4 separate regions of the Homo sapiens genome follow, and all the other regions are linked to region 1. A link is a loop called in an ENCODE intact Hi-C map of the cell type or tissue named here. Cell type or tissue: dorsolateral prefrontal cortex. All regions are shown on one strand.

What was found. Peaks named below come from ENCODE experiments on the same cell type or tissue, not always from the same donor. Only the 100,000 strongest peaks of a DNase experiment are listed, where the experiment ranks them.
Region 2: a loop joins it to region 1, with 14 times the contacts of the local background. A loop is called at or near these places in 12 of 110 quality-filtered maps.
Region 3: a loop joins it to region 1, with 4 times the contacts of the local background. A loop is called at or near these places in 62 of 110 quality-filtered maps.
Region 4: it touches region 1 in a loop (8-fold over the local background); 63 of 110 quality-filtered maps call a loop at or near these places.

What each region holds. Positions count from the first base shown.
Region 1 is chr4:17,322,373-17,327,372 of GRCh38, forward strand. No RefSeq gene overlaps it. Among named protein-coding and RNA genes, the nearest start is that of SNORA75B, 4.0 kb to the left of the region's middle. In dorsolateral prefrontal cortex, CTCF peaks have their summits at 2,186 (motif pointing left) and 2,388; a DNase peak (open chromatin) is centred at 2,179; H3K4me3 peaks cover 658 bases; H3K27ac peaks cover 1,552 bases.
Region 2 is chr4:16,640,465-16,645,464 of GRCh38, forward strand. All of the region lies in intron 2 of LDB2 (LIM domain binding 2), which reads right to left. Among named protein-coding and RNA genes, the nearest start is that of LDB2, 260 kb to the right of the region's middle. In dorsolateral prefrontal cortex, CTCF peaks have their summits at 2,633 (motif pointing right) and 2,832; no DNase peak of the experiment used is centred here; H3K27ac peaks cover 1,021 bases.
Region 3 is chr4:16,911,996-16,916,995 of GRCh38, forward strand. No RefSeq gene overlaps it. Among named protein-coding and RNA genes, the nearest start is that of LDB2, 16 kb to the left of the region's middle. RefSeq lists a silencer at 4,783-4,862. In dorsolateral prefrontal cortex, CTCF peaks have their summits at 2,392 and 4,951 (motif pointing left); DNase peaks (open chromatin) are centred at 2,406 and 4,906.
Region 4 is chr4:16,287,996-16,292,995 of GRCh38, forward strand. It overlaps LOC124900674 (a long non-coding RNA gene), which reads left to right. Exons shown (of 5, transcript XR_007058064.1): 2 at 889-1,050. Among named protein-coding and RNA genes, the nearest start is that of TAPT1-AS1, 64 kb to the left of the region's middle. In dorsolateral prefrontal cortex, CTCF peaks have their summits at 2,103 (motif pointing right) and 2,316; no DNase peak of the experiment used is centred here; H3K4me3 peaks cover 520 bases; H3K27ac peaks cover 1,089 bases.

The DNA.
Region 1 (5,000 bases):
GAATAGAAGGTGAGTAAAAGAGAAACTACAGAAGCACAGCCCAAGAGAAACATAATGTGAGCCACAAATACAAGCTACATATCCAATTCTGAATTTTCTAGTGGCCACATTTTTTAAAGTTAAAAAAGGTAAAATTAACTTTTAGAATATATTTTATCCAATATTTGCAATGTATTAAAATTTCAGTATGTAATCAGTATAAAACATTATTAATGAGATGTTTTGCATTATTTTCTTTCTCTACTAAGTCTTTGATATCTGGTGTGTATTCTCTACTTACAGAACTTGTCAGTTTCAAGTAGCCAGACTTCAAGTGCTCAATAGCCCCATGTGACTACCACCTTGGACAGCACAAGTCAAGAGGTTTTGAAAAAAGAAAAGGCATTCATGGATGTCTTGCTAGGCCTCAGTCACTTTTTCTACAAACACAGCTTTATTTAATCTTCCAAACCACTCCCTTAGGGGAATATTGTTACAGGTTGAGTATCCCTTATCCAAAATGCTTGGGACCAGAAGTATTTTGGAATTCAGATATTTTTTCTAATTTTGGAATACTTGCATTATACTTATGCGTTCAGCATCTTTACTCCGAGAATCCAAAATCTGAAATGTTCCAATGGGTATTTCCTTTGAACATTGTGTCAGCATTCAATGGCAAAAGTTTGGATGTGAAATCCAAAAGTTTTGCATTTTGAAGCATTTCGGGTTTTGGATTTTTGGATGAGGGGTATTCAACCTGTATTATCCCCATTTTACAGAGGAGAACACTGAGACTCTAAGAGGTTAAGTTGACAGCTAAATAAGTGGGTTGATCTAGGATTTAAATCCAGCTCTCACCAACTTCAAGCCTGGGCATATTCCTCATGCTGGAATTGTCTTAGGAAACTGCTTCCGAGGACCGTGCACCCCAAAACAAGACAACACCCGGGCAGAGAGAACCACAGAGATCCTGGGATCCACTTCTGAGCAGCTTCCTCCCCAGGCTCCATAGCCCACACCAGCTTTGTACAGCCTCCCGTACAGGGAGCAGGGTGGACAAAAAGCACGCAAACACACGCAACTTTTCTCTTTCCAGTTAATTGAAATTGAGATGTACCCTGCTCCATCACAGCAAAATGACGAAAGGAAAGCAAGGAAGGGCACCTGTGTGGGTAAATCTTTTACTTCTGTTGCAGAGACGTACATGATGAACAGATACTTAGTTGGCTGCTTCTCAGCCAGCCAAGCAGGGCTCCCTTACACCCTTTGCGGCTCTATTTTGTTGTCAATTACTGTTTCTAAAACTATTAAGAGAGGAAGGGGGAAGAGTATAAACAGCATTAACGGTAATTTACGATCTGAAAAGGGACAGCAGGAGTTCGAAATCTGTCTACATTAAGATACTTTCCCCACGCTCCTCTGGGTCCTGGAGCTAGAGGATCAGGATCCAGGATCGTAGGAAAAGGATGTTTATACAACACTTCTGGCAGAAAAGACATTTTTTTTCCTTGCACGCCGAGGGCAAGGTTCAGCTGACTTTCCATAAAGGGTCTGGTCTGTGCCGAGCATGCTGTGGGTACCCTGTCCCTGGTGTGGGAAGATACATGAGCTTTCCAGATTTTTGTTTTATTTTATTTACTTTTTGTTTAATGAACCCTCCCTGATTTCTACAGTCATTCAAGCTTGCTGCCACCCACCCCACCCCACCTCAACCATCAGCAAAGCCCACCAGGAAAATTGCCAAGAGAGACACTCATCAGCTCTTCAGTGAGAATTTTGCCATGCTTCTGCCTTTGGTAACTCCAGATTCTTCCAGACAAAGGTTGACTCCATCACTAAGGCATGTTTTATGCCATCCAGTTTAACTTTGCAGGACCTACTTCTCAAGCCAAGGAATTGCAAGACCACATTATGTAGCAGCTTGAGTTAGAGTCTAAAAGGAGAGCCAGTTGCACCCCAGGATTACCATGATTTTTTCCTTTTTCTTTTCTTTTGAGGTGGGCATGAGATACCACGGTCTGGCTCTGAACACAATCTCTGGCAGCTGCTTATGATTCTCTCAACACTAATGATGTGATCAAGTCTTCGAGTGAATTTTGGAGCTGAAGGGAGAGACAAAAAGAAAATTTCATAAACCACCCCCAGAATCTGTTCGCTGAAGCACCACACATTTACAGTACCACCTTCGCGAACCAGTCTCTTAGATCACTAGCGACCCCACGTGGCCAATTTAAAAGAACAGTAATTTTTCTCCCCCCCCGCAGAAAAGAAACTTAACGCTTCAAGGTTTTACTCCTAAGTCTTCGTAGAATTTAAAAACTGAAAAGCTGTAAGGACCGTTAATGTCACCTGACCCAACCACCTCATTTTACAGGAAGCAGAGGTTGAGAGAGGTAAAAAGGGCCTCGAAAGGTCACACAGAATGTTAAGGTCAAGTTAGGAAGCAATACAAGAAATGATTCTAAGAGATTCTATGCTACTGGATTTTAATTTCTTAATCGAAGAAAGGAAAAGAAGGCTTTTGTTCCCCAGACCAGAAAATAAATACTGCTATTACAGAAGAATCACTGTAATAAGACTGCATGTTTTAAAGGATCCCAAGTTCCAATAGGTATGTAGGCAATACATATATTTCTTTCCTCTTCTACGCCTAAAACTTACCAGAGTACATTAAATAGAGTCACGGCAAGAATGAGGCCAGCATGGACAAGAGGGAGGAGTCGGCATTTGGCAAATGTGAATTAGATGCTCATTCCCAAAGCCTAGCCACTGAGCAAAGGAAAAGATTGGGTTTCATTTCCACCCTCATAATGGCACTGCAGAGTGGACACTATTATTCCCATTTTAGAAATGAGAACACTGAGGCTCAGGGAACTAAACTAACTTGCTCAAAATCTGACAGAGACTAAACTGCAAAGCTAGCTCTCTGCAGGACTTTACTTAATGCCTCAACTTATCCATCCATCAAATGGGATGATAAAGTCGGCCTGTTGATCAGAAAATGTTAGTGTTAGAAAGGGTCCTCAGAGGAACTCTCTTTCAAATGAAAATGGACCCGCTGTACATATAACAGTCAAAAATGATTGGTATCTATCTGCATATATATAATAAAGTCTAGCAAAGAGAACATGGGTGCTGTTGTGACCAGATTAAAGCTGAGAGTTAAACAGGGCATTTGCAGTTTTCGATCTGCTTGAGCATCCGGGCTGTATATTCTGTTTTGTTTACTCTGTAACATAGAGTTTCTGATTCACTTTCCCCAAGATAGAAGTCTATCTTGGTTTGATGGACAATGTTGCTGCTGCTGCAGCTGTTCAAATCACACTGCCCTTCCAGCCTCAGAGCCCTCCTCAATTCAAGAGAGAGATGCTTCATTCAAAGTCTGCTCTAAAACCAGTTAGTACGTGTCTACCTTCAGGTCCACGTGGTGTTAAAATATGACATTCTATATACATTTATATGTGTATGTGTTGATATTTATTACCACTACTAACACAGTTTTAAATTAGGTGCAGATGACCTTAAAATCATTTACTTAACTCAAGCACCACCATAGAATCCAAAAGTTCCAGGAGGAGGAAGGAAAATTTGAAAATCACTGATCCAGTCCAGCCTGCTATCAAGAAACCCTACTTTTGTTAAAACCAAAATGAGAACCTCCAAAATTTAGGATCAGCTCAAATCTCCACTCCTCATCACCATCACTACAACCCCATGTGTCACCTTTCCCACGAAGCATCTCATTTGGTCTCCTTTTGCCATCATAGGTTGGACCCCTTCCCCGCCCCACCCCACTACAGGACACGGTCCCCCATTCTTGGCAGCTCTATCCAAAGCATGGACCAAACCTCCCTTTGCTGTCTGCTCTGAGTACCATGGAAACAGTCTGGAATTTTCCCAATGCCATTTCTAAAATTACTGCAAGAGAATAGAAGGTAAATAAATACAGAAAGTGGGAGAAATCTAAAATCAATGATTTACAAAGCGTGAAATTCTGATCCAAATCTTACTACAGGTCATTCTCTCTCTAGAGCTAGAAAATCTTTCCCTGTTCCAGGAGGAGGTCCCCAAAATAGAAATACTCCATGTAAATTGGTACAAAGACTCTGAAAAGCAATCCAGCACCATCCTTCAAGGTCTGTAAAAAAATTCCTATGCTCGGGCCCTGTAATTTCACTTCTCCAACTCACCTGAATGAAATAATCAAACAGCGAGGGCAGTAATTCATTCACAAAGATGTTTGTCACTAACTCACCTATAATTATATAAAAAAAGAAAACCTGAAAACAAACTGTGCAACAGGGTTTATGATGTAGCCATAAAATGGAACATTACGTAGCCATTAAAAATGATGTTTTAAAGCATTTTTGATAATACTAAGTGGACAAAAAAAGAACTTTTAATGGCATTTAGTGAAAATAGCAAGGTGCAAAACTGGTACACATTATGTAATCAAATATTTCAAACCAAAACAAGAGAAGTATGAGTGTGTAGAGGGAAAAAAAAAAAGAAGAAGAAACTTAGCAAAATGTTCACAAAGTGAACTGACAGAGTGGTGAGATTCATGCTGATTTTCTTCTGTACTTGAATTCTGCTTTACTTTTATGATGAGTTTGCATTAATGTATAATCTGAAAATAAAATAAGTTGGGGTGGTCTCTTTAAAAAATATTTTATTAACTTTGAAGATATTAACTTTTTAAAGATATGAACTCTGTAGCCCAGGAGGCTGACACATTTTCTCAATCTACATCTCCCTACCTCCTCCCTGTCCCCATCGTGCTCCATCTCCACGCCTCCTGCTCCGCCCACCTCATCTCTGCTTCTCCTTTCTGCTTGTGGATCCCAGAGATCCACATTCATGACAGCCAATGATGCGACCCTCCAAGGGACCTTCCAGAGTCACATTTGTCAGGAGGCTGGTACCTCTTCTGAATTATTTACCCTTAAATAAAGCAACCCCATGAAAAATTCACATCTCTCAAACGTCTTGCAAGATTTTTCTTCTCCTCTTGGTTGAAA
Region 2 (5,000 bases), 680 kb before region 1:
GAGGACAATATTAGGGATGAATGCTCAGTCTTCCTTCTTCATCATTATTTCTCAGATCCATGGGGTGAAGGGAAAGAATAGTAACAGCTAGCATTTTGTGACCATTTACTACCAGCCAGACACTATTAAAACTACTTGTTATATGTTAAGTAATATAATCCGCACAGCAAAATCTATGAAGTGGGCATTATTTTTATCTTCAATCTCTGTATAAGGAAACTTACTTACAAAGAGGTGAAGTGACTTGGCCCAGGTTTCACAGCTGGTAATTGACAGATACAGGATCAAACTCAGATAGTCTTGCTCTACCTTTTCCTCTGAAAAGAGTAGATTCTATGCCAGAAGGCTGTCAATGAACCATGTATTTGATATCTTAGATCTAAGATTTCTATTTGAAATAGGTCCTTATTAGGAAATATTGTCATTTTTAGTTCAAATTCAACAATTTCAAGACAATTTTGTTTTCATTAAATTGAGTCAAATTTCACTCTAGGCTTGGAGTCCTTGTCCCCATGATGATTACCCATTTAAGACAAACAGGACACCAGTTCCAAATGATGGTGGGAAGTTGAAAACTATAAGGAAAAAAAGAACAAAGCCAAGGAGATGGACATAGATGGAAACTGGAAGCATTTTGGATTTGACTAGGGAGTTTGGCAGTAGAGGAGAAGGAGAGGATATCTCTGTGATGTATGGACAATATTTTAAGAGAAAGAAATGAAAAGGCCATTTTAGGAGAAGCTGACTTTATTTCAGGAGACGGCAGGTAGGAAACTGGTATTTCACATAAAGGAGCTTACCTTTTATTATCTACAAGAGGAACAGGAAATGAACCTATGTGGAAAACAAGGCATGTTCAATGAGAAAGAAAGCAAAGGGGAAGTTTCTAGAGTGAGAGCTCAGGGGCACGGTAACTGTGTTAGTCTGTTTTGCTTTGCTATAAAGGGAGACTTGAGAGGTTTAATTGGCTCATGGCTCTGCAGGCTGTATAGGAAGCATGGCATGGGTATCTTCTCTGCTTCCAGTAAGGGCCTCGGGGGGCTTTTACTCATGGCAGAAGGTGAAGCAGAAACAGGTGCATCACATGGCAAGAGAAGGGGTGCAGGAGAGAGAAGTGAGAGGTCCCAGACTCTTTTTAACAACCAGATCTCCTGTGAACTCAGAGTAAGAAGTCGCTCATTACCACAAGGATGGCACTAAGCCATTCATGAGGGACCCGCCCCCAAGACCCAATCACCTCCCACAAAGCCCCATCTCCAACACTGGATGTCACATTTCAACTTGAGATTTGAGGGGGACACATATACAAACTATGTCAGTAACTGTGTTGGGAAAGCAAGTACTTGAGAAGCAAAAAGGACACACAGAGTCACATTGAAAACAAGGCAGAGAGCTGGGACCAGGGGCCAGGGCACCTGCCTTAATATGAAAGAACATTAACAAAGGAAAGAAAATAGTAGCAAGAAACAATTACTAAAAGTAACTAAAGTGGGGGAGGGGGCATGACTTAGTATAAAGAAAATTAAGTATCCATAAGTATGTAGAATTATTGCCTGTCAACTAAAAATAAAACAGAAAAAAATTAAGAACTGGTAGCCAAAAATAGAAATAAGACAATTCTGAAGTGGAAAGGAGAGTTGCAACACAGCACAACTTCAAAACTTGGTCTCATCTCCCAGAAACCAAATTGCCTCAGAAAGCCAAGTGCTTGGAGGGAAATTCATAGCAGTCCTAGATAATATGGGAGAGAGGAATGAGATCATGCCTACATTACTGAGCTAACTAGTAAGTCTGAACCTTCTAGCATGATTAATATGACAAAGAACTGTATAGTAACTATGAGAATATACTACAGGAAAAGGAAATGTTAAGAAAAGGAGAGAACATAGCAGGTAAACGCACAAAAACCCACTCCTAATGGAAAAAAATGTGAAAAAACAGGAAATACCCATAAAAACTTCATGATACAGAAGTTGATAGAAACATGAATTTAGTAAACTTAGAGCTCAGAGACAAGATGATCAAATACCAGAAGGAGATAAATTGAAAATGAAAAGAAAGAAAATCTCACAAAAAAGCATGAAGGAACAAGATAACATTATCGCTGAACTAATAATAATTCACTGGGCTTCCTTTCCATGGACCCAGCTTCAGGACCCTGTTCCTCCTCAATGACAGTGGCTCTCCAGGTGACCATGATCAATCATTTGGAGGTGGCTCTTGAAAGGAAGCCCATGGACCTTTCTCTTAAGGATATGTTTAATTATTGCCCCTCTTAGATTATGAGCTCCTGGAAAGCAGACATTATCTCTGCCTGCTTGATAGATGACCACGGGTAACTGCCACCCTCAGCAGTGAATAGACATTGGACAAATAAATCATTCACATCAAGATCAACATAGCATTTCATTCAGGCTCAAGTTTGAATAAAAAAGAAAATTGTAGAGGGGTGGCAAGAAGATAGTCTTTTTAATTTTTTTCTTTTTAGGGAATGAGTATGTTCTTCCACCTGAATAGCAGGATTGGTTAAACACCTTAACCTCCATGTATGATGCCTGGCAGAGCCACCTCTAAAGAACACCTTTCATATCATAGACTTGTATGTATATTTATTACAACAATTTCCCGGTAGATGGCAGTAAGCTGTCTTCGTCTACCACACAATCGGTTTATTACAACAATTCTCTAACAGATAGGGATAAAAGTATCTTTGTGGGGTGGGATGGGGTGGGGGGGGCACTTTTTCCTAATTCCAATGGAGGCTCCATATGTGCTAACTGCACCACCCAGAGCATGACATACCTACGTTCAAATCCTAATGCCACACTCCGTTACTAGCTGTATGTTCTTCAAAAAGCAATATAACTGCTCTGAGCTTCCTATTTTCAGATTCCTTATCCATATCAAAGGATTGATAATAGTTCTTTTCTCACAGACAGGTATCAAGAAGTCATTAAGACAATGCAAGTAACACATTTAGCATGGCTAATTGGCACAAAATAAGGCCTAAATGTTCTTTGCTATCATCATTATCATTATTATTTATTATTGTTAAATGGCACTAAAACTCTGATCCCTTTGCATTTTGCAAACCAAGAAGGCAAATTATTCTCAAAATAAATAGAGTATGCAGATCATGCCTAAAAATATAGTAATTATTTCAAGCTAATAAAATACATTTTGTATCTAAGCACTTCAAAATATTTTGTCTATTCCAAGTATTATTTGCCATAGAAACATCTTAAAACAACCTCTTCATTTTGGTCTTTGGTACAGCGTAATTAACGTTGTTTAAATAAAAAAAAAACCCTGCCCAGTAATTAAATGCATCTCACAAATAAAGTGTCACGAATAAACTTAGCATATTATAATACATCATTTTATTTGCTGGCTTTTTTCTTACAGAGTCTTGAGATGCATTCTGAGAAATAATTTTTGTGTGTGTGCAATGGCAAATATAGCACCTAACCATGCTTTTTCATTGTTTCTTTGGTCTCTCCTAAACAACAAACAGCCCTTCCAAGTGCTGCTTCTTGAGTAATTGTTTTTTGTCAATGTTTTGTCAACTTGTCAATTGCTCACACACAGTTTATGAACACTCTCACAGCACAGCTGTCTACGGTCTGACAGAGAAACCCATCCATTTGGAATGCCATTAAGTATGGTACTCCCGTTTGAAGAAGCTCTGTTTATACCTTGGAAGAGTGGGAGAGTGTGTGTGAGATTTATTGCTGCCACTTTGGTAAATTCTGGTTTTGACAGAATATTTTTGAATACAGAATGCCAACCAGTGTAGAGACACAAATGATGGGACTTGCACTTCAATATTTCATCCCAAGCTCCAGGTGTTTTCTTAAAAAAGGGCTGATCTAATGCCATTAGGCCCTAAATCCGGTAACATGTCCATTTCGTTTTTCATGACCAACTTAATCATTAGGTATTTCACATGAACCAATTTTTTTTTCTTTTTTTTTTTTTTTGAGATGGAGTCTCACTCTTATGGCCTAGGCTGGAGTGCAGTGGCATGATCTTGGCTCACTGCAACCTCTGCCTCCTGGGTTCAAGGGATTTTCCTGCCTCAGCCTCCCGAGTAGCTGGCATTACAGGCATGTGCCACCATGCCCAGCTAATTTTTTTGTGTTTTTAGTAGAGACGGGGTTTCACCATGTTGGCCAGGCTAGTCTTGAGCTTCTGACCTCAAGTCATCCACCTGCCTTGGCCTCCCAAAGTGCTGGGATTATAGGCATGAGTCACTGCACTTGGCCATGAACCAATTTTTTGTCTTACACTTTCTGATAAGGTTTCTCTTTCATAATTTCACATTTTAGCTTCCATTATCCTCTTCTATTAAACTAGTTCTTTTCCGATCATCTTCCATATCAGATATTCAGGTCAAGTAGCTTTCAGGCACCCTTATATTTTCCCTCTTCCACTCTCATCCTCATCCTGTTACTATTCTAGGTATCTTTAGGTAACCTCATTTGCTCTTAGTGGCCCAACTGATATATAGACATAAGCATAAACACTTAAGTTGGAAACAGAAAAACTCTTACTATTGTTGAAACAAAATAAAATCACCCCCTGCCCAACTCTCTACATTACCTGTGTTTAATTTAGGCTTTGGCAAAAAGGAGCACAGGCAAATAAGTGCATTGATAGCTATGACACCTTTTAGGCAAAAGATCAAGTCCCGAGGATTCTGACTCCACTAATTCAGAGTCTAAGCTAATTCACACAGTGGCTGAGGTTTCCTTTTACAATAGCTGTAGTAATTTTAAAAAAGGATTGGTGGCCGGGCGCGGTGGCTCACGCCTGTAATCCCAGCACTTTGGGAGGCCGAGGCGGGTGGATCATGAGGTCAGGAGATCGAGACCATCCTGGCTAACAAGGTGAAACCCCGTCTCTACTAAAAATGCAAAAAAATTAGCCGGGCGCGGTGGCGGGCGCCTGTAGTCCCAGCTACTCGGGAGGCTGAGGCAGGAGAATGGCGTGAACCCGGG
Region 3 (5,000 bases), 410 kb before region 1:
TGGCGTGAACCCGGGAGGCAGAGCTTGCAGTGAACCGAGATTGCACCACTGCACTCCAGCGTGGGTGACAGAGTGAGACTCTGTCTCAAAAAATAAATAAATAAATAAATAAATAAATAAATAAATAAATAAAGTAGAAAAAGGGATTCAAAGCTTAGGGAGATGGAATGTTAGGGTGGATTCACCATTTAAAACCGACTCACTCACACTGGAAGGGTCCTAAGACCCTACCACCACAACTGTGAGAAATAAACTTATGTGAGGAGCCCCAGCATCCTTGGAAAATCATCCCACAGTTGTTTTTCTATACAGCGCAGGCCTTACAGCGGAACTTCAGTTACTGAATTGGGAAACCTAAATGCAATGGGTGTAATTGGATCCTGGGGTGGCAGGGTCCACACGGCAGCATCAACCACCCGAGGCCAGGTGAACGTGGTCACTGTCTGGCACAGCAGAGTCAAAGCAGCCCTCAGAGCAGTCTGACTCACACTGACCTGTGGGGCTGACTAATTGATCATGCTGTTCCTAGAAGTGAAATAGACAGGAAACCCACTGAATTCTTACTTAATGTATATAAGCAAATTCTAGGTTGAGCGAACAAAAGTCTAACTTGAATCATAGAATCAGAGAGTCATGGCTCTTCAATTCACTCAAGGGGAGGCTGGTGTTGTGGGGCTACATGGAGATTTCCCTTCTAAGGCAGAGAACGCTTTGATGCATCTGGCCCCACACCTGCAAGTGAAAAGGAGACACAATGCCTGATAGGCCTCTATGGAGTTTGGAGGCAGTATATTTCTCATTTGGGTGCATTAGTCCAACTCATTTACTGGGTGAACCAAAAAGCTGCTAATTTGAGGGGCACAGAACAAGAGAAGTCTCTGCAGCAGGTCTTGGCTGCTGTGCAACCTGCTCTGCCACTTGGACCATACGATCCAGCAGATTCAATAGTGCTTGGTGTCTCCGTGGCAGATGGGCAAGGAATGCTGTCTGGAGCTTTAGCAGGCCCATTAGGTGGATCACAGCACAGGCCCTCGGGATTTTGAAGCAAGACCTGCCATCCACTGTGGTTAACTACACTTGTTTTGAGAAATAGCCCTTGGCCTGCTACCAGGCCTTAGTAGAGACTGAACCATGAGCCAGCAAGTCACCATGGGACCTGAGTTGACCACAAGGAATTGAGTGTTAGCTGGCCTATCAAGCTATAAATGGAGGCGTGCACAGCAACACTCCATTATCCAATGGAAATGGTGTATACATGATGGGGTCTGAGCAGGTCGTGAAGGCACAAGTAATTTACATGAAGTGTCCCAAATGCCATGGTCGCCAGTTCTGCTACACTGCTTTCTCTTTTCCATTTTGGACTTATGACCTCATGGGGGGTCCCCTACAATCAGTTGACAGAGAAAGAGAAGGCTTGGAACAGGTTTACCGATGGTTCTGCATCATGTGCAGGCACCACTGAATGTGGACAGCTGCAGCACCACAGCTCTTTCCTGGGGCATCCTGAAGGACAGTGGTAGATGGAAATCCTTCCAGTGGGCAGAATTTTAAGCAATGCATCTGGGTTTTTTTTTTTTGCCAGGAAGAAGTAACAGCCAGATATGCGATTATATACACTTCATGGGCTGCATCTATTGGTTTGGCTGGATGATCGGGGACTTAAAGAGATCGTGGTTGGAAAACTGGTGACAAGGAAATCTGGGAAAGAGATATGTGGATAGACCTCTTTGAGTGGGCATAAAACATGCAGATATGTTAGTTCCACGTGAATGCTCATCAAAGGGTGACCCCAGCAGATGAGGGTTTTAATAATCAAGTAGATAGGGTGATCCAGTCTGTGAGTACCAGTCAGCCTCTCTTCCCAGGCAACCCTATCTTCACCCAATAGGCTCATGTACAAAGTGACCATGGTGTCAGGGATGGAGGCTATGCATGGACTCAGCAACATGGACTTCCACTCACCAAGGCCAATCTGATTATGGCCTCTGCTGGGAGCCCAATCTGCCAGCAGTAGAGACCAACACTGAGTCCTCAATATGGCACCATTCCTTGAGGTGATCAGCTTATCACCTTGTGGCAGGTTGATTACATTGGACAATTTCCACCATGGAAGGGGCAGTGTTTCATTCTTAATGGAATAGATGCTTACTCTGGAGATGAATATGTCTTTTCTGCTGCAATGCTGCTGCCAAAATTACCATCCATGGACTTACAGAATGCCTTATCCATCGTCATGGCATTCTATAGAGTATTTCTTCTGATCAAGGAACTCACTTCAGAAGAAAGTGTGGTACTGGGTGCATGTTCATGGAATTCACTGGTCTTACCATGTTCCCCACCATCCTCTAGCAGCTGCACTGATAGATCAGTGAAATGGCCTGTTGAAAACTCAGTAACAATGTCAGCTAGGTGGCAGTACCAGGCAGGGCTGGGGCAAGGCTTTCTAAAAGACTATGTAAGTCTCTCAGTCAGCATCCAGTATATAGTACTGTTCCTCCTATAGCCAGGATTCATGGGTCCAGGAATCAAAGGGTAGAAATGAGAGTGTCACCATTCACTATTACCTTTAGGGACCCACTAGCAAAATTTTTGCTTCCTGTTCCTGCAACCTCTTCTCTGCTGGCCTAGAGGTCTTAGTTCCAAAGGGAGAAGTTCTTCCATCAGGAGACACAAAAATGATTCTTTTGAACTGGAAGTTAAGACTTCCAGCCATTTAGGGCTCCTCAGGACTCCAAATCAATCAACAGGCAAAGAAAGGAGTTTTTGTACTGCCTGGAGTGAGTGATCCTGACTTCCAAGGGGAAACTGAACTGCTACTCCACTATGGATGTATGGAATGTAGGAGATTCCTTAGCATGTCTCTTAGTGTCACCATGCCCTGTGATTAATGTCCATGAAGAGTGACCCAATCCAGGAAGGACTACAAATAGCTCAGGACCTTCATAAATGAAAGTTTGGGCCACCCCAACAGGTAAAGAACCACAGCCAGCTGAGGTGTTTGCTGAAGGCAAGAGGAATACAGAATGGGTAGTGGAAAAAGGTCATTATAAACACTGGCTACAGCCATGTGACCAGTTACAGAAATGAAGGCTGTCATTGTCATGAGTATTTCTTCCTTATTTTGTTACGAGTATGTCTGTGTGTGTGTATGTGTGCATTAAGCAAACGTTGTTTTCTTCCCTTTCTTATTTTCTTATCACATATTATAAGATGTGTTGACTTTATAATATAGTATTTAATATTATTAACTACATCATAATTTATAAGTCATAAAATATCAAGCAGAAGAGTTAACATCACTCAAGGACTTTATTTCCTCCTCTGTGGAAGGGGTTAGTGCATTTCTGGTTTTACACATGATAGTTGTATAACATTTGGTGGAATTTTGACCTTTTAATTCTGTTTATTTGGAGAATAAGTATGATTTAAGAGGATGTGTGTGGGTGCCAAGTTGACAAGGGGTGGACTTGCGATTGTTAATTCTATGTCAACTTGACGGCCATGGAATGCCCATGTATCTGATTAAGCATTATTTCTGGGTGTGTTGGTGAGAGTGTTTCTGGAAGAGATTAGCATTCGAGTTAGTGGACTGAGTAGCGCAGATGGCCTTTCCCAATGTGGGTGGGCATTATCCAGTCACTGAAGGCTTGTATAGAATAAATGGTGAGCATTAACTAAATCACGTATCATGACTGTGTAAGATGTTAACATTAGGTGAAGCTTGGTGAAGAGCATACAGCAACTCTCTGTACTATTTTTGCAACTTTTCTTTAAGTCCAAAATTTACGCAAATGTAAATTCTAAGTCACACAACATGGTGCCATAAAAGATAAGTGTGTGTATAAATCCTATACACACACTTATTTTTTATGTTTGGCACAAACATTTCGAGTGATGTTTAACAGAAAAATACTCATTTATATTTGCTTTATTTAAAGATAAAACTTGCGGTTGTCATTTACTTTTCTAGTTCAGGGAGTAAGTGGGTTACCACCGCTCTCTCAGTCGCTGAATGACATTAATTTTGCCTTTGGAGTATTTATTACAGCAGTGTGTTTCCTCAAACAAGTTAAAAATTTTGGAATCCCTTTTATTCACCATGTAAATGGCAACACGGTTGTCTTAGAATTCCACAATGTGTCAAGCTTCAGTAGTCAACATGGTCAGTGACCCAGATCTTACACCACATTCCCTTGTGAGGAAGATATTCTTCTGAGCCTAAAATGTTGAAGACGTTTCTCTTTTGCTGCTGAGGTCTTCATACCAGCTTGTTTCCTTCAACCCCTGCTATGCTAAACTCTAAGGCACAATCCCAATTATTTTGCTTTATGTGAATTTCAATGTGTTAGTTTCCCTAGTTTAAAAAATAAGCTCCTCATCTACTGGAACTTGGTTTGACTGCACATTTTTCTTTCCAGTGTGTTTACTGCAGAAGAATTTGAGCCATACATTTTAGTTATTTATAGGACTCTGCTTAAGGTTATGGTGAAATTGAACAATTTCCCAAGATTCAGGCTGTGGGTTTTGGGGAGGGGGCTGTGAGATTGGTCCGGAGAATCCTGCTTTGGGAACTAGATCATCACTCAATGGGGAGGGGACAATGGCCCTACAGATTGGTGTGGTCAGTATATGGACAACAGAAAGTGGCACGCCGACCCTCATATCTGGAGTATGATTGCTTATTTAGAATCAAACAATGAAAACAAACAAAATCAAAGAGATGACATGAGCAGATCCATTGATAACCCGCCTTTTTAAAAACGACACAAAGTTCCGGCCCTCTTTCCCCAGTCAGAACAGCCGGTTTCCCTCCTGTACATTCCCTGCCCTTATAGCAGGTAATGGCCTGAATGCACGGTGATTTCCCTTGAGCAGGGGCGGTACCTGGGGAGCTTGCGTTGTGACTGCCTCAGCGCCTCCTGTCTCCCTCTAGTGGCAGCCTCAGGGAGGGCAAGCATACGAATGTAAATTCTAAATCACACCACAGGGTGTCCTTGTTT
Region 4 (5,000 bases), 1.0 Mb before region 1:
ATCTATCAGATTAATGAAAATCATATTGTTGGAGGATATTTAGTTCAACAAGGATGGCAGGGTTGGAGAGGGAGAAACAATAAGCTTCACCTCTCAGCCTGTGGGAGCTGTGGGAAATGTGATCTAGCCCGTTGTTAACTGGATCAACACTCTGGGGAGTGGGCTGGCAAGCAATATGGCAGAAACCGGGAAGATAATATTTTTTAAGTTGTAAACTAAACAGGTTTTAATTAAAAATATAAACTTACAAAAATAGTGTTTTTTTGCACAAAATATCATGCTGGAGGACATAAAATAATTTATATCAATAGTCATGCGCACCTCAATGAGCAGCAGAAGTCCATATTTATTCTCCAGGCTATGTGGTTTGGAGGAACAAGGGTATCCTTTGGGTCAGACCCTCTACCTCCAACTTCAGTGCTCTTTCTACTGCACCACAGACAACTTGCTGTTGCTGTGAAAACCACTAGTGCCAGGAGACCGAAACCAGCTGCAGATTGCTCTTGCTAATGGTCAGCCCAGACTGAAAAGCCAGCCACACAGGCCTAAATAAAATAATACTTAAAAAAATTACTTGGGTTGCCATCCCAATGCTGATTGAAAGGTTTCAAAGATTGGATCTATTAGAGCAAACTGCTGATTCATCTTGTTTCTCTGCTGTTAACTGAGTTTCTAACATTTAGGGACATCCTAATCACTCCTACAGAAATAAAGGACAAACTCCTTGATTTCAAAATCATGGGAATACATTTTTTGGAGAGAGTGACCTCAGCTTCTTTTCCTTTTCTGAGGGTCCTATTATTCAAGAAACATGTTTTGATCCCCAGCTGTGTGCCAGGAAACATGCAAAGTGCATTACATACCTTGACTCATTGAATCCTCCCACAGACCCCACATATAGGAACCATCGGATCCCTGTGTACAGATGAAGAACTGAGTCTTGGAAAGCTTAACTACCTTGCTCACAGTCACACGTTAAGGTCTAAAGTGAGAAATTAAACCAAGTCTTCCAATCTCAAAGACTTTAAAGGAAAAGCTACAAGCTACAAGGTAAGCCCCTCTCTTGTTATGATAGAAGCTGCAAAATGAAACCAGACATGTTTTCTTTCCTTAAGAACCTATCTACTCAGGCAATTATAAACAGTAGAAAGTCTGAAATATTTAATGTGAAAACTTAAAAAAATAGTCTAAGAGATCACAAAGGGAAAGTTTAATTCTCTCTGATTAGAGATTGACTTCCCAGAGATGGTAGTATATGAACCGGGGCTTGGAGAGTGAACAGAATTTGAACGTGCCCAGAAGTGTTTCTTGAGAGGAGATCAACATGGCTACAGCGTTAGCCATAGGGAAGGGCAGGATGTTTACATCAGAAATAGTGAGGGCGGTTGGAAACAAAGGACTGGATATAGAAAAGAACCTGGCATCTGAGATACCTCTTCATAGGTGTGATAGTTACAAGTCTAGGATTCCATAACATCACTGAAGGAAGTACTGTCAAGCAAAGGTTCTAAACATGGAACCAGGAACTTTGTGAACCCCCCTGAAATTGTTGGCTGAAATGTGTGAGCATGTATGTGAGTGTAGGTGTGTGCAAGTGTGTAAGAGTGTGTGTTCTGTTTCTATCAGAGTGTGTGTGCCAGGAGGGGCACAGTCATCTGAGTGTCTTTTTCTGGAAAGAATGTCCGTGGACCATGGGTGACCATTGGTTTTCTATGGGTTACAAAACCTGTGACAAGGTGCATAACCACTACATCTAGAAAGAGAAGGCAAAGAACATACCTTAGGAGTTACATAGATAAAGTAGATTTGGTGAAGGCTGGAAGAAAATGGCCAGAGAGAACCATGAACATCTACTATTACAGAGGGCAAAGAGAGAAGTTATTTAAAGCATGGAATGACAGGCCAACTGTGCCTAAGGAGGATGAGATATCAATAAACAGATGAGTTCCACCAGGTGTGTTCATCTATGTTCTCTTGGGTTACCTGGAAATCATTTGCAGACTTTAATGGATGCTTTACATGATTAGGAACAGTCAAACAAATGCAATCACAACTGAAAACAAAGCCCTATTTAAAAATGATCCACAAGATGGCACTGTGGGCCAATAAGAATATTCATCTGGTTTTCACAGTGAAATGTTTCTCGTTCATTCGTTTTTCTCTATCTTTTGCTAATATACTGCAGCCTGATCCCATACCTTATTTGTCTATTAAAAACCCTGGCATTTGAAAATAATATTCCTAATTTTTATGATTCCTGCTTACTCTTTATATAATCCTCAGTAGAGTTTGGAAAACCTTCATTTAAATTCTGGTTTCAATACAGGAAGTTGGATCTTATTTCTAATATACTGAAAACCCTTAGAAGGCTGTGTGTAGTCAATGCCGGAATTTATTGGTCCTTGGGGAGCTTCGAGATTGGGAAAGACAGGAGGGAAATAAAGGGAAAAGAGAGAGAAGGACTCTAAGTTTGATCAGAAAAGCAGAGAACACAAGTTTCAGCCATGATTAGCCTGGCAAGAACATAAAGCACCCAGGAAATCCACATAGGTGTAGTGTTGCTTCCAAGAAAAAGAATCTCATTCTGGGGAGTGTGTTAGCTAGGGCTTTCACTTTGAAACATGCATTATTTATTTGTTATTATTATTATTATGCAGAAAGAACAACAAATGGCTTAAATTAGGCACCAAGACACAGGAGTTAAAATGTGTCCTTTTGTCAAAGAGAATCATAATGCAATCTTACCCGTATATGGCATGTAACTATATAGTTTACAAAGAGCTTTTATACGTTCATCATCTTGCTTGATTCTCAAAACCACCCTGTGCGTGGGAAAGGTCACCAACCCCACTTCACATATCAGGACACTGAGACCTTGGATATGTTCAGAGACTTGCTCAAGGACACACAAGCAGGACAAGCTGGCAGAGGAATCTAAGTCTTCAATTTTCTTCTCTGCAAAATGGGGTTAATGGCGCTTACTGTCGCAGAAGTGTGTTAAACATAACCACATAGTAAAAGTCTAGACAGAGAATCAGTAAATGTTAGCTGGTTTCATTATTCATAAAAAGAACATTACAATGTCTATTTCCAATGATATATATTTTAAAGATATTTAGTTGCAACAATAGAAACCACTTATCTTGCTAACTTAACTTGCCAACAATCTGCTAAATTACCTTCCGTATTTCCTCCACGTGCCCATTGTTCATGGGCAATAAAAAAGGAATTTATTGGAAGGACACAGAAGAGCTTCAGAATCACAGGAAGAGCAGAATAATGTGGCTTTGGAAAATACAGGACACAGGAGAGAGGCTGGCTAACCTCAGGGTACATGTATACGCCATAGTGAGGGGAGGCAAGGATCCCTGGCTGATAGTCAGCCAGGGGGACAAGTTCCCTGAAAGGGAAATTGGGATGCTATTTTAGAAGAGAAGAAGAAATAAGTGCCTGGTAGGAAAAAAAAAAAAAAAAACATGAAATGCCACTGCACAAAGTATTTCTAGAATGAAGGAGACCTTAACGTCACTTTACGTAAAGCTAATGATAATGACCGATGTTTATTTAGCACTTATGTGTCAGGCACTGTTACATTTATTCACTCATTTAGTCCTCGTGATAACCCTATGAAGCAAGCAGTATTATTAGTCTCATTTTACATGGGAGAAAACGAAGGCACATTTGACCAGAGTAGCAGAGCTGAGTTAAAAACCCATCTAGAGCTCATAACAAAAGACAACAACAGTGTTTAGAAGATTGTTGTAAAAATCAAAAGAGTTAATCTTAGATAGAAATATGAAATTGCTGGTGTTTATCCATTTTTGGCCTAGAAAAACAGCCGCTGCATATGACTCTACCTAATACCTTTACAGCAATCAGAACAGTGCTAGAACTTAGTGCCTGATGATGTTTCTCATTGTTACTAGATTATCCTGCCTGTCTATAGGCAATGGGCTTTAAAAACTATTAAAGTGTGCAGGTCCATTGTCATTTAAACTGGACTGGGTTGGGGTAAAGCCCAGGAAGGTGTCTTTTGTCTAGTGCCACATTGCAGTTTTCTAAGGAGCTAAGGAGCAAGTTAGGCATTGTATTAGGTTTTATTATTATTATTATTATTTGTGATTTCTATGTGTCTATGCATCTCCTTCGGATCTTTCTTCTCATACATCAGCTTACAGCTTATTCTTTGGGACTGGGAGCACAGCGAGAGGTCATTGTTTCATGGCAATGCAACAAGAAGTGGAGAAGCCCTGCCTTACCATTCAAAGCTGGATCCCCTCTCCCTCCTCCGTTCACCCCATGCCCCATGCTTCTTGCCCTGATGTGTCTCTGAAAGCATCCTGAAGAAATCAATTGCATGACCAGAGCTGGAAGTGTCTCTGGGAGCTGTTTAGTTCAACCTATTTATCAAAGCTGTTTATCAATGAGGAAGTGGGCTCAGCTAGTCAAACAGCTGCAAAAAAGGTCGGGGGGCTGGTTTACATCTAGGAGGAATTGTGGAGGACCAGTACCAGCCCGGAGTCCTCTGAACCCCAGATTAGGTGGAAAAATCAGTGACTACACCGTTCACTGCAGGTCCAAGCACACAGCTCCACACGCCACCCTGAAGGAGAAAAATAAGTGCTGCAGGCACATTTCCATTCTTTTCTTTCAAACACAATCCTCTCTCCAATCTGCCTGAAGAAGAAAGGCCATGCACGAGCCACAGGTTACTTATTTTCTGGAAGGATAAATGTGGGCCTGTTTCCAGTAAAAGTGACTTCCAAGAAGCATGAGCCTTCTTGAATACTGACCCACTTCCGGATGTGATCCTGGCTGCGGCAGTTTCCAGAATATCATCAGGGTAACTTTCCCGCTGTGCGGTCTATGTTGGAACTTACATCGTCTTTAAAAGGCACAAATAGCTGAATAACATAATGTAACCTGATGTTCTGACAACCCCACTTATACTCAGGCTAAATTTAAAGGTCACCATTGCAGGGAAATAGTGGCATGAGAAT